Linked DNA regions of Homo sapiens: region 1 is linked to region 2. Evidence: chromatin contacts called from ENCODE Hi-C data. All regions are on one chromosome and are shown on one strand. The core of a region is the stretch at or near the end of the contact, and the rest is flanking DNA. Distances in the headings are between cores, read along the strand shown. Region 1 overlaps COL5A1 (collagen type V alpha 1 chain). Region 2 overlaps COL5A1 (collagen type V alpha 1 chain).

The links. Hi-C counts contacts between places; a loop is a spot of excess contacts on that map. Pooled maps may share reads with other maps.
Region 1: a map of astrocyte of the cerebellum shows a loop between it and region 2 (8-fold over the local background). The contact joins two enhancer-like sites. A Hi-C loop is called at or near these places in 3 of 168 maps with a recorded cell type or tissue (astrocyte of the cerebellum, posterior vena cava and right cardiac atrium) and 1 of 50 pooled maps.

What each region holds. Positions count from the first base shown.
Region 1 is chr9:134,769,186-134,774,165 of GRCh38, reverse strand. COL5A1 (collagen type V alpha 1 chain) reads right to left here. Exons shown (of 66, transcript NM_000093.5): 26 at 1,332-1,376. It overlaps LOC124902301 (a long non-coding RNA gene), which reads left to right. Exons shown (of 2, transcript XR_007061843.1): 1 at 1-949; 2 at 1,492-3,537. Among named protein-coding and RNA genes, the nearest start is that of MIR3689C, 78 kb to the left of the region's middle. RefSeq lists an enhancer at 344-845. Within about 2 kb of position 2,774, at least 2 of the 41 ENCODE cell types and tissues checked have a DNase peak (open chromatin) inside an H3K27ac peak, as active enhancers do.
Region 2 is chr9:134,706,437-134,711,324 of GRCh38, reverse strand. All of the region lies in intron 4 of COL5A1 (collagen type V alpha 1 chain), which reads right to left. Among named protein-coding and RNA genes, the nearest start is that of COL5A1-AS1, 56 kb to the right of the region's middle. RefSeq lists an enhancer at 2,457-3,024. Within about 2 kb of position 1,629, at least 9 of the 41 ENCODE cell types and tissues checked have a DNase peak (open chromatin) inside an H3K27ac peak, as active enhancers do.

The sequences.
Region 1 (4,980 bases), core at 1,525-4,024, 62 kb before region 2:
GCACATAGAGGAACTCAGGAAGTCCCAGGGAGTAAGTGAATGCCTCTCGTTCCAGTTGAAAAGCCAGCTCTCAGAACAGTGGGCCTGTGCTGTGGGCTCCAAGTGCCAACCACCTGTCAGCACCAGTTCCGGGCACTGTGCGAGCTCTGGTGGCCCCAGGTGCTGCCTCCACCTCTGATGATAAGAGGCTGTGCCCAGGGAGGAGGGCTGGTAAACTCCCCACTGGAGGCAGCGGGAACTGGGTCTCCCATGGTGAACGGAAGCCAAGGGCCGAGGGGAGGGTTCACCCCAGTGGCTGCTGCGACCTTCAAGAGAGGGAACGGGGCAGAAGTGGCGAATCTCAGACCGCTCTGGGTCTCAGAGGCAGCACGTTGGAGAAGTGCCACTGCCCAGCAGGCCTGGCACTGGAAATTGAACTCCCTGTGAGGACTGGCGCTAGCTCTGCTGCCCTGGAGGGTCAGTCCTGGCCTACCACACCCTTGGCAAGGGGAGCTGGGACCAGGCCCCAGACCCCATCTTGCCTGCACAGGCCCTGCTTCAAGAGATAAATGTTAATCAGGCCCGATTCCAGAGCCTGTGACAACTGGGGCCTCTGGAACCCTGGAGCAGGTGGGCCTCTGCCCTCAGCCCCAGGCTCCCGACGACCATGAGCTCGGTGTGCGGTTTCAACACACAAGAAAAGCAGTCTTGGGGTGAACGAAGGTTGGCGCACACCAGGACAGCAAGAGCAGTCCCCACTGGCTACTCCTCCCGTCTGGAGGCTCTTCCCACAGAGGTGCTTGCAGCCCAGCAGCTTTGTCATGAATCGCAGTGGAGAGAAGGCGCTGGTGGACGTGCTGCATGGGACCCTCGCAGCCCAGCAGGCCCCGCAGGAGGAACCACAAGCCGCTCACAGTGTCGGACACAGTCATCCATAGAAAGACTCCATCCCTGGCACCGGCGTGACCTGGTAGGTCTGTCCCCATTCATAATAGCATCTCCCCAAAACTCAAAGGCCACCCAGCTTGTGCAGAGTCAAGACCAGGGCTGAACACGGAGACACTGCCCTGCTGCCCACACCCCATCTGGTCATGGGCACCCGATCCGGTCATGGGCAGCAACTGGAGGGTGGGGTGAGGGGCACTGACCCAGAGAGGGGTGCCCCGCTTCTTGGGGAAAAGGCCTGTGTCCCCCCCAGGCTGGGTCCCTTGGCGGAGACACCTGAGGAAGGGCTGAGTGTCCCCGGCTCCTTCCTTTCCAAGCTGGATGTCCCTGAGCAGAGGCTGAGCCCAGAGCACCTGGACCCGCCCCACCTGGATGCTGAAGGGTAGGAGGGCGTGGCGAGCACCCACCTGACCTCCTTTCTCTCCTGGAGGGCCTTCTTTGCCAGGGTGTCCCTGTCACAAAAGAAGAAGCATTGATTAGTCAGTGCCACTCCAGAAAGCAGCCTCCCTCGCTTCCCCTCCCTGCGTAGCATCCATGATCATGGAGCCCATTTCCCTTCCTCCCCAGGAAAACTGAGAGCACCAGAAGTCGAAGGCAGCTGGCCAGGCAGCCAAGCACAGCCCGGCCTCCCCGAGCCGCCAGGCCCTGAACCTCGGCTGCTCCATCTGCAAAATGGGAACAATAAGCCTGACCCTGGCCCAACCCCGGCCAAGGCCAGAGACTTGCGGGGAGTATGCAGCAACCCCCAAGTGCACAGGTGACCTGCACGGTGGCTCCTGACCCGGCCAGAGCCAGCCCGCCCTCCAGTGCAGGTCCACAGACCAGTGACCCACGAGTGGGGACAGGGCCAACAAGGGCCTCTTCCCCAGGTCACCTGACAAGATGAATCTGCACAATAATGAGCTGGGACCAGGTTCCTGGCATCCCTGCTTCCCGGACTAGCAATTGCTGAGCTGTCTGCAAACCTTGGAATCTCTGATTGTTGGGGAACCAAAAGCAAAGCAAGGTTGGTGCGGGGTGGAGGGCTAAGGCGTGTTACTTGACTGAGGGGTCCCAGCACATCCGTGAGTCTTCAAACAGCTGCCTCGTTTGAGACCCACACCCTCGGGTCTCCACCTGGCCTCGGGGATGGAGGGGAGCTGAGCGAAGGTGAGGACCTATGCCCCATGTGACAGGTACCCAGCCGAGGCTCTAGGAAGGACCTGTGTCTCCTGCCTGCCTGGGCCTGTACTAATTCCATTCCTAGGAATGCAGGTTTCTCTGACTTTCCAACCCAGGCGGGTCACTCGGTTTAATGCCTGTGAGCTCAGGATCGGTGAGCCAAACTTCCAGGATAAAAGCAGAAAGATCATCAATGTTCACTGTGCAGAAATGCAGTTCCACCAACGAGGATTCCAGGAAAGAGGCTGGGCAGGGTGATGAGAAGGCTGGCAGGGTGGGTTCTACTCCTGGACACACTCAACCTGCTGTGTGAGCTTGGGCAGGTCACTTGCCCTCTCTGGGCCTCCCGCTTCCTCAGGTATAACACGAGAGGGTGGCAAGATGCTCTTCTACCTTGAGTGGCCTAACGTTGATCTGAGACTCTTTCTAGACACAGTAGCATTAAGAAGACCCAAGTCTCGTTGCCTCAATTAAATGGTTCGTGTGTGACTTTTAAGTTTTTATTAGCTGTCCAATTGGGTTTGATGCCTTTGCAGACAGCCTATCCTAGCAGACAGCCTATCCTAGCAGCAAGTGAGTGGGAGGGCGCAAAGTTCCCCTTGAGGGAGGCTTTGAGGAAGTCCAGGCACCTGCGGGACCTCACCCGCTGCTCCAGCTGGGAGGGGACGTGCTTGGCCACCACGCCGCCTTCCGGAAACAAGGCTCATGGCGCCAGCACCTCAGAGTGGCCGGGCTGGACCTGAACAGAGCCAACTAGAGGGTGTCCTGGTCCAGGGTGGCCAGGAGGGGTTCTTTGTGGCCCTTTATTACACTTTCTATCAGCCACAGACACCTTTCTGTGAAGGACCTAGTGGGTGGATCTGCAGGGGGGCCGAGAGCCCGGCTCTGGACCGGGCAGACCCAGCCCCGGCTGCTCGAGGAAGCCCCCAGGCCTCTCCACGTGGTCATTTCCTCAGTTCCAGGCTGGAGATAACAGCACATCTGCACACAGCGCCGCTGCGGAGACGCACAGAGCGTTTGCAAGGGGCTCAGAACTGCGCCCACCCAGGGAGCACCAAGCAGAGTTAGCGGCCGGCATCACGGCGGCCTCCATTCCCATCCAGGCCAAATTCCTTTAGGTATATTTTCAGTTACAGATAGAGAATGAGAGTAAAGCAGTGGGGGGAAGCACAAAGCTCCCTTACTAAAAAATGTTTGAACAGGAAAAGGCAGAAAGGAAACGTAACAAGATAACCACGACTGATTTTCCTGCAAAGCCGGGCAGGGCCGCTTTCCCCTTTCTTTCTACTTGTGTGTGTTTCCCAATATTCTATAATGAGCAGTGCTTCTGTAATGGGAAAATAATAAAGCTTACATTATTTGTATTTGATATTTTCTGATTAAAAAAGTAACGTATGTTCATCATAGACAATTAGGCAACTGGAAGAGGAATTAAAATCCTTCATCACCTCACCACTCGGAGTGGCTGTGGCTAATTGTATGATAGAATCATCTGTCGTCTCTGCAGATATGCATGCGCCCTTGGCATGGTAGATCTATTTTTAATTTAATATTACATTGTGAGCATTTTTCTCATGTCACGGAGTATTTGTCTAAATTCAATTCTTACTGGCTCTGTAATATTCCACTGAGCCATAATTCACTTAACCATTTCCCCAGCGTGTGATACCAGGAATATATTCCACTGAGCCATAATTCACTTAGCCATTTCCCCAGCGTGTGCTATCAGGATTTATTCAACAACATATTTCTAGGCACTGAGTCTGCTCTGAAGTGCCTCATACCTCTTGATGGATTTTAAGGCAATCTTCCTTTCTTTGAAACCAAAACCAAAACAAGAAAAAAAGAAAACTCTCTCTGTAGGGTTTACCCTCAATGTGCTGCCTTTGCAAAGGAGAATTTTTAAACATCTTTTCTTTCCTCCAGATTTTCGTGGGAGATGGCTGGGGCTGTCTTTGGGCCTACCCTTTGCTTCCTTTTGCTCGAAGCACCTTCATGTGAATGGGGTCCACCTACGCTCACATTTTAAGCTTTAAATTCGGGCTGGGGAAGGGACACCTTAAAGGCCTTTCCTTCCCCCAAAGAATATAAAAGGAAACTGCAGGCTCTTTAGGGACCCCAATTCTTTGGAGGTTTCAACATGGGGAGGGGAATTCCAGGGAGAACAAGTTAGGTCAGCTGAGGGCCGAGAGAATGATCTTGGCAGGAAGGTGGGGTGCAGCCCCCTTCACACCCAGGCCCCCTTCCTCCCCGCAGAAGGAAAGAGGGGTGCAGCCACCTTCACACCCAGGCCCCCTTCCTCCCCGCAGAAGGAAAGAGGGGTACAGCCCACTTCACACCCAGGCCCCCCTTCCTCGTGTGGCCTGCTTCACACCCAGGTCCCCTTCCTCCCCGCAGGGCTCTGGGCCCAGCCACTGTCCCCACAGATTGCGGCCCATACTCCATGGACACCACAGCCAGCAGCACGGGAACAGAAAACTAGCCTGGAAGGACACACGTCCACCCGCTGTCAATGGCTAAATCAGGAGATGAGATCAAAGGTGGCTATAATTTTACTGTAATTTTATTTATTTTCCTAATTTTCTATAACAAGATGTGCTGTTCTGATCATTAGAAAGGGCAATGAAATATAAATGTAAATTAAAGGACACAACACATTGGAAAAGATGAACCACTCAGTATGCAAACTCCCATGTGGCCAGGTGACCACGGGGCCCCACAGCTGCGCGCGTGGGGATGAGAAGGCTCCACTCTGCTTCTTCTGACCAAGAAAGGGCAGTTTGTGATGTGGGAGTCACTGGGCCAACTGACTCGGCCTGAGGGATGCTGTGTGGTGAGCAGTCACCGATAATCATCAACATATTTAACTTCCTTGTTTAGTTTTTAACAGTGTTA
Region 2 (4,888 bases), core at 380-2,879:
ACGACAGCACCCAGGCCCTGCAAGTGGGGTGTCACCGGCCTGACCACCTGGACCGTCTGCTTGGGTCTGGGGAAGAGCCAGGCAGCCTCCCTTAGACGGGGGAGAAACAGAGCCAACCTGGCCTCCGAGCTGACTCTGCAGGCCCACAGGGGCTTCTTCCAGGCACCAAACCACCGACCGAACAATTCATGCCCAGAGGCGGAGGCCAGCTGTGGAAGACAGAGACCAGCTGTGGGAGCTCCCTTCCCGGCTTCCCATGTGGCTGCCCCCCCAAGTGGTCCCCTCCCCCACCACTGCACCCAACAAACGGGCCTCTCCACCACTGCACCCAACAAACGGGGCCCCTCCCCCACCACTGCACCCAACAGACGGGGCCCCTCCCCCACCACTGCACCCAACAGACGGGGCCCCTCCCCCACCACTGCACCCAACAAATAGGGCTCCTCCCCCACCACTGCACTAAATGGGGCCCCTCCCCCACCACTGCACCCAACAGATGGGGTCCCCTCCCCCACCACTGCACCCAACAGACGGGGCCCCTCCCCCACCACTGCACCCCACAGATGGGGCCCCTCCCCCACCACTGCACCCAACAAATAGGGCTCCTCCCCCACCACTGCACTAAATGGGGCCCCTTCCCCACCACTGCACCCAACAGACGGGGGCTCCTCCCCCACCACTGCACCCAACAAATGGGGCCCCTCCCCCACCACTGCACCCAACAAATGGGCCCCCCCACCACTGCACCCAACAAATGGGGCCCCCCCACCACTGCACCCAACAAATGGGGCCCCTGCCCCACCACTGCACCCAACAAATGGGGCTCCTCCCCCACCACTGCACTAAACGGGGCCCCTCCCCCACCACTGCACCCAACAGACGGGGCGTCTCGATGGGGAGCAGGCTTAGGTCCTGGCTCCCCTACCTGCCCACTGAGCTTGTAGACCCTTCACACCCCTTTCAATGAGACAGGGTTAACGGCACTGACGGCGATGCTATGAAAATACTGCACAATCACTATGACTACCATCATCATCATCACAACAGCCACCGTCTCGCGCGGGCAGGAGAGCCTGCCAGCACACAGCGGCGCACCTGCCACCACGCTGAGTGAGCACGGGGCGGGCCGCACCGGCTTTGCCTCCTTTCATCCGCACCACAAGCCTAACATCCCCACTTTCCAGCTGAGGAAACTGAGGTTCAGGCTGGCTCAAAGCCATGGGAAGGATGGGCGGAGGGCTGGGGCTTGACTGCGGCTCCCTCAGATGCCCCCTTGGCCACGGTGCTAAAGAAGGACATCACGTTCGTGGGCCCCCTCGCCCGTCAGCCGTGTGAGGGCAGCTCCTCCGCTCAGGTGGGCGGCTCCCCCAGCCACTGGACCCTCCCACAGGGGACGCCCTGCCCCTTTGCTCCCCCTCCACCGCAGCCCTGCCTGCCCTGGGCACTCCCCTCCAGAGACCCTCCAGCATCATGCGTCCCTTCCCAGAGACCCTCAGTGCCATCTTCTGGGAACTGTGGATCAGAACATCCGCCGTCAGCCCAGCAAGATATCTTTGGATAAGGCCGGCTCCCAAGATGACATCATTCCTGTCTGGGCTGGGAGATGGGTCTGTGGCTCACATTTTCCATGGAACAAACCTGAAGCCCAAACCTCGGGCCAGGCAGCAGGAGGGGCCAGGCCCCACAGCACATGGGAAGAGGCAGGCCCTGCCCAACCCTGTGGGGTCTCTGGACCCCTCCTTGCTGGGTGCCACACAGATCACCAGCAGGGTCACTGGCACCTACCAGGCGGGTCACCAGCCACCTGCAGCAGGAAGGAGTCCAGGCCTCACTCGCTCACCACTCAGGCCTCCCTAGACCAGAACTGCAAATGAGAATGCACCCCGATACCAAACTGCACCCCAATGCCACACTGCACACTGGCTCCAGCCAGCCAGGCAGCTGCCTACTGCACCAGGGAGATGCCCACGGGGCTTGGCCAACCGCCTGCTAGCCAGGAGTAGCCCCCCCACCCCTCCTCAGCCAGGCACAGCTCAGCAGCCCACCCCGAAGCCTCAGCTAGAGGCCCCAAATATGCATGCCCAGAGGCTCACTTTTAAGCACACGTGCTCTGTGGCAATTTAAGAGACGAAAAACCCCTTTTCCACGCTGGTGTAGGGAAGTGGCTGAATCATGGCCCCGAGGGATGGGTCCAGGTCGGAACTCCCAGAATCTAGATCCACAGGTGACCTTGTCCAGAAATAAGATCACTGCAGATGGAATGAAGGATCTGGAAATGGGAACATCCTAGATTAGGATGGGCCCTAAATCCAACGACAAATGTCCTTGTGGGTCACACAGAGAGACACAGGGGGAAGAGAGAGGCTGTGTAAAGACGGAGGCAGAAGCTGGGGCGACGTGGCCACAAGCCAAGGAGTGTCTGGGGCCACCCGGGGCTGGAAGCGGCAGGCAGAGTCCCCCGCTGGAAGCTTCAGAGGGAGCACGGCCCCGCCCACACCTCGATCTTGGAATTCTGGCCCAGAGCTGGGAGAGGATAAATCTCTGCTGTTTGCCACCGGGCTGTGACAGTTGGTTGCAGCAGTCCCAGGAGATCATGCAGAGTGCAATGTCCTTGTCCCTTCCAGGGGCAAGAGGAGGTCTCAGCAAAGCAGGCAGAGCTGAAGACACGACAAGGGGCCTCTGCCCTTCACCTGCTGGTGTTCCGCTGCCAGGGGCTGCCTCAGCACTGCCAGGGTGGGGTCTGGGCTGCCACACAGGTGGCCTGAGACAGCGGAGGTGGATCCTACAGAAAGCACCAGTGGATGCTAAGGAGACAGCAGGGCTGGGTAGATGCGGGTCTTGGACCGAGGACCTAGAAGGGTGACAGTGTCCTGTGTCAGTGCAGGTGCACCAGAGCCCCCACCCCGGGAGTTGCTCTGAGCCGCAATGGCAGGCGCACTGGCCAGGCAGCAGCAGGGACTTGGGCCAGGACTCGGGAGGGGCAGGCACACACTGCCTCCGAGAAGCCCTGGCAGAGGGACACCTGGCCTATCCATGCTGCCTGGCCAGTGATGGAGGCACAGAGACGACATAGCAGGGTGCCTGGGGCTGCCCGAGGCGGTGGAGTGCCCTGCCCTGCCCAGGTGCACACATCACATCCATCTCATGTCCGAAGTCAGAGTTGGCCCAGCCAGCCCCCCAAATGTGCCCCTCTGGGCAGCTTCCAAGGCGGGGAAAGCCCTCCCTCCCCGGACACCTCCCCAGTCCTCTCACAGGGGAACGCAGCTCATCCAGCAGAGGCTGAGCAGCAGGGCCCAGGGAAGGTCTGGCGAGGTGGGTTTTCCCAGCTCCGCAGCCCTCCCCCGACCAGGAGGAAAGGTCCTCAGCAGAATCCCCTCACGTCCCGGAGCCGCCAGCCGCACACAGCTCAGCACCCAGTCTCGCCCGCCTGTGTGCCGGGAAGTCTGCTCATCTTCACGGTTGCGCTTCCCTCCCCTGGGGCTTCCCCGGCTGCCCAGTGATGGGCTGCGGGCTCCAGAGCTGCCCTAGACCCAAGCCTGAGTCCTACCTGCTGTGTCCCACAGGCAGCCCAGGCAGCCGTCAGCAAGCCAGTGAGCAACAAGGTAGTTCTGGAAGGATCCAGAGGCTCCAAAGGCCCCAGCCTGGGAAGTTACAGCAAACGTGGACCTGGGCCTCTAACAAAGCCCTTGCTCTCCCCTTCGAGGCCCTAACACTGAAGGGCCTGACGCCCTGGGGGACGTTCCCACTCACAGGAATCCCAGGGCTCCTCTGTTCCCACTCACAGGAATCCCAGGGTGCCTCCGTGGATGGCTGAGAAAGGCCCACTCAGCACAGGCCCCACTCCTGCCCCGGGGAGAGTGAAATTCCAGAAAGAACATGTCAGTGGAAAAGCCAGGCCCCTGGAAAAAGGGAATCAGGGATTAGGTAAACCGCTCGGTGTTTTTCAAAGGCTGAAATGAAGGCAGACAGATGGAGGACCGTTAGAGCTTGGAGCCGACGCCATCACTTTCCCGCCAGCACCCAGGGGTTTTGCAGGGAGAGCTGGAGTTTATAGTCTGTTTGGTCTTGTTGCCCCTTGAAACCTTCAACAGCTTAAAAGCACATTTGGCTCCTGGCCCAGAACTCGCTGGCCGGCTGTCCCCCGGGGCAGTTCTCATCCCCTCCACGGCCCCCCTCCTGGTCATAGCTCACCCACAGAGGAGGGGCCTTCCACGGCAGGCCTCAAGGCAGAGGCACCCCAGGCCCCCTCTTAGTCCCGCCTCCCAGCCTCCCTGACGTGGCTCACTGGGCCAGCTCAGGGCCCATAGATGAGGTGAGACTCTAGAGAGGTGCATGGAGCCCTCCGGATCAGCAGCCAGGTAGCCCCGTGCTGCCCGCCACAGGCTGGGGAAGGTGCTGGGACAGGGGCTAGGCGGGTCCAGGTCACCTGTCACACACGGGAGGGACACTCTTGGGCCCTCTGCCCTTGCTAACAGCTTATGCTGGCTCTTCCTGGAAGGTTCCAGAGTTTCACAGACCCCATGGGCCAGGGGACTCCAGGGTCCTCAGGGCCTGTGCGGGGAGGGCTAGGAGAACAGAATGCCAGGCGGGGGCCCACAGTGCTGTCAGGCCAGCCTGAGTCCAGTCTCCTGCCACTGGTCCCCGGGATCCCTTCCAGGCTGGGGACAGTTGTGTCATGATTTCCGAGGTCCCAATCTGCTGTCATGTTGCTGAGTGACCTTAGGCAAGTGACTCAACCTCCCTGGTGCTGGCTTCCCAAGCTATGAAGTGGCAGCAAGACTCTCTTCTTCCAGGGCACAGTGGGGGTGGGCCCTGGCTGCTCTCCCATCCGCCTTCTCCTTGCCTGTGAAGATAACTCACACATCCCCACCTTCTGCAGGATGCCCCA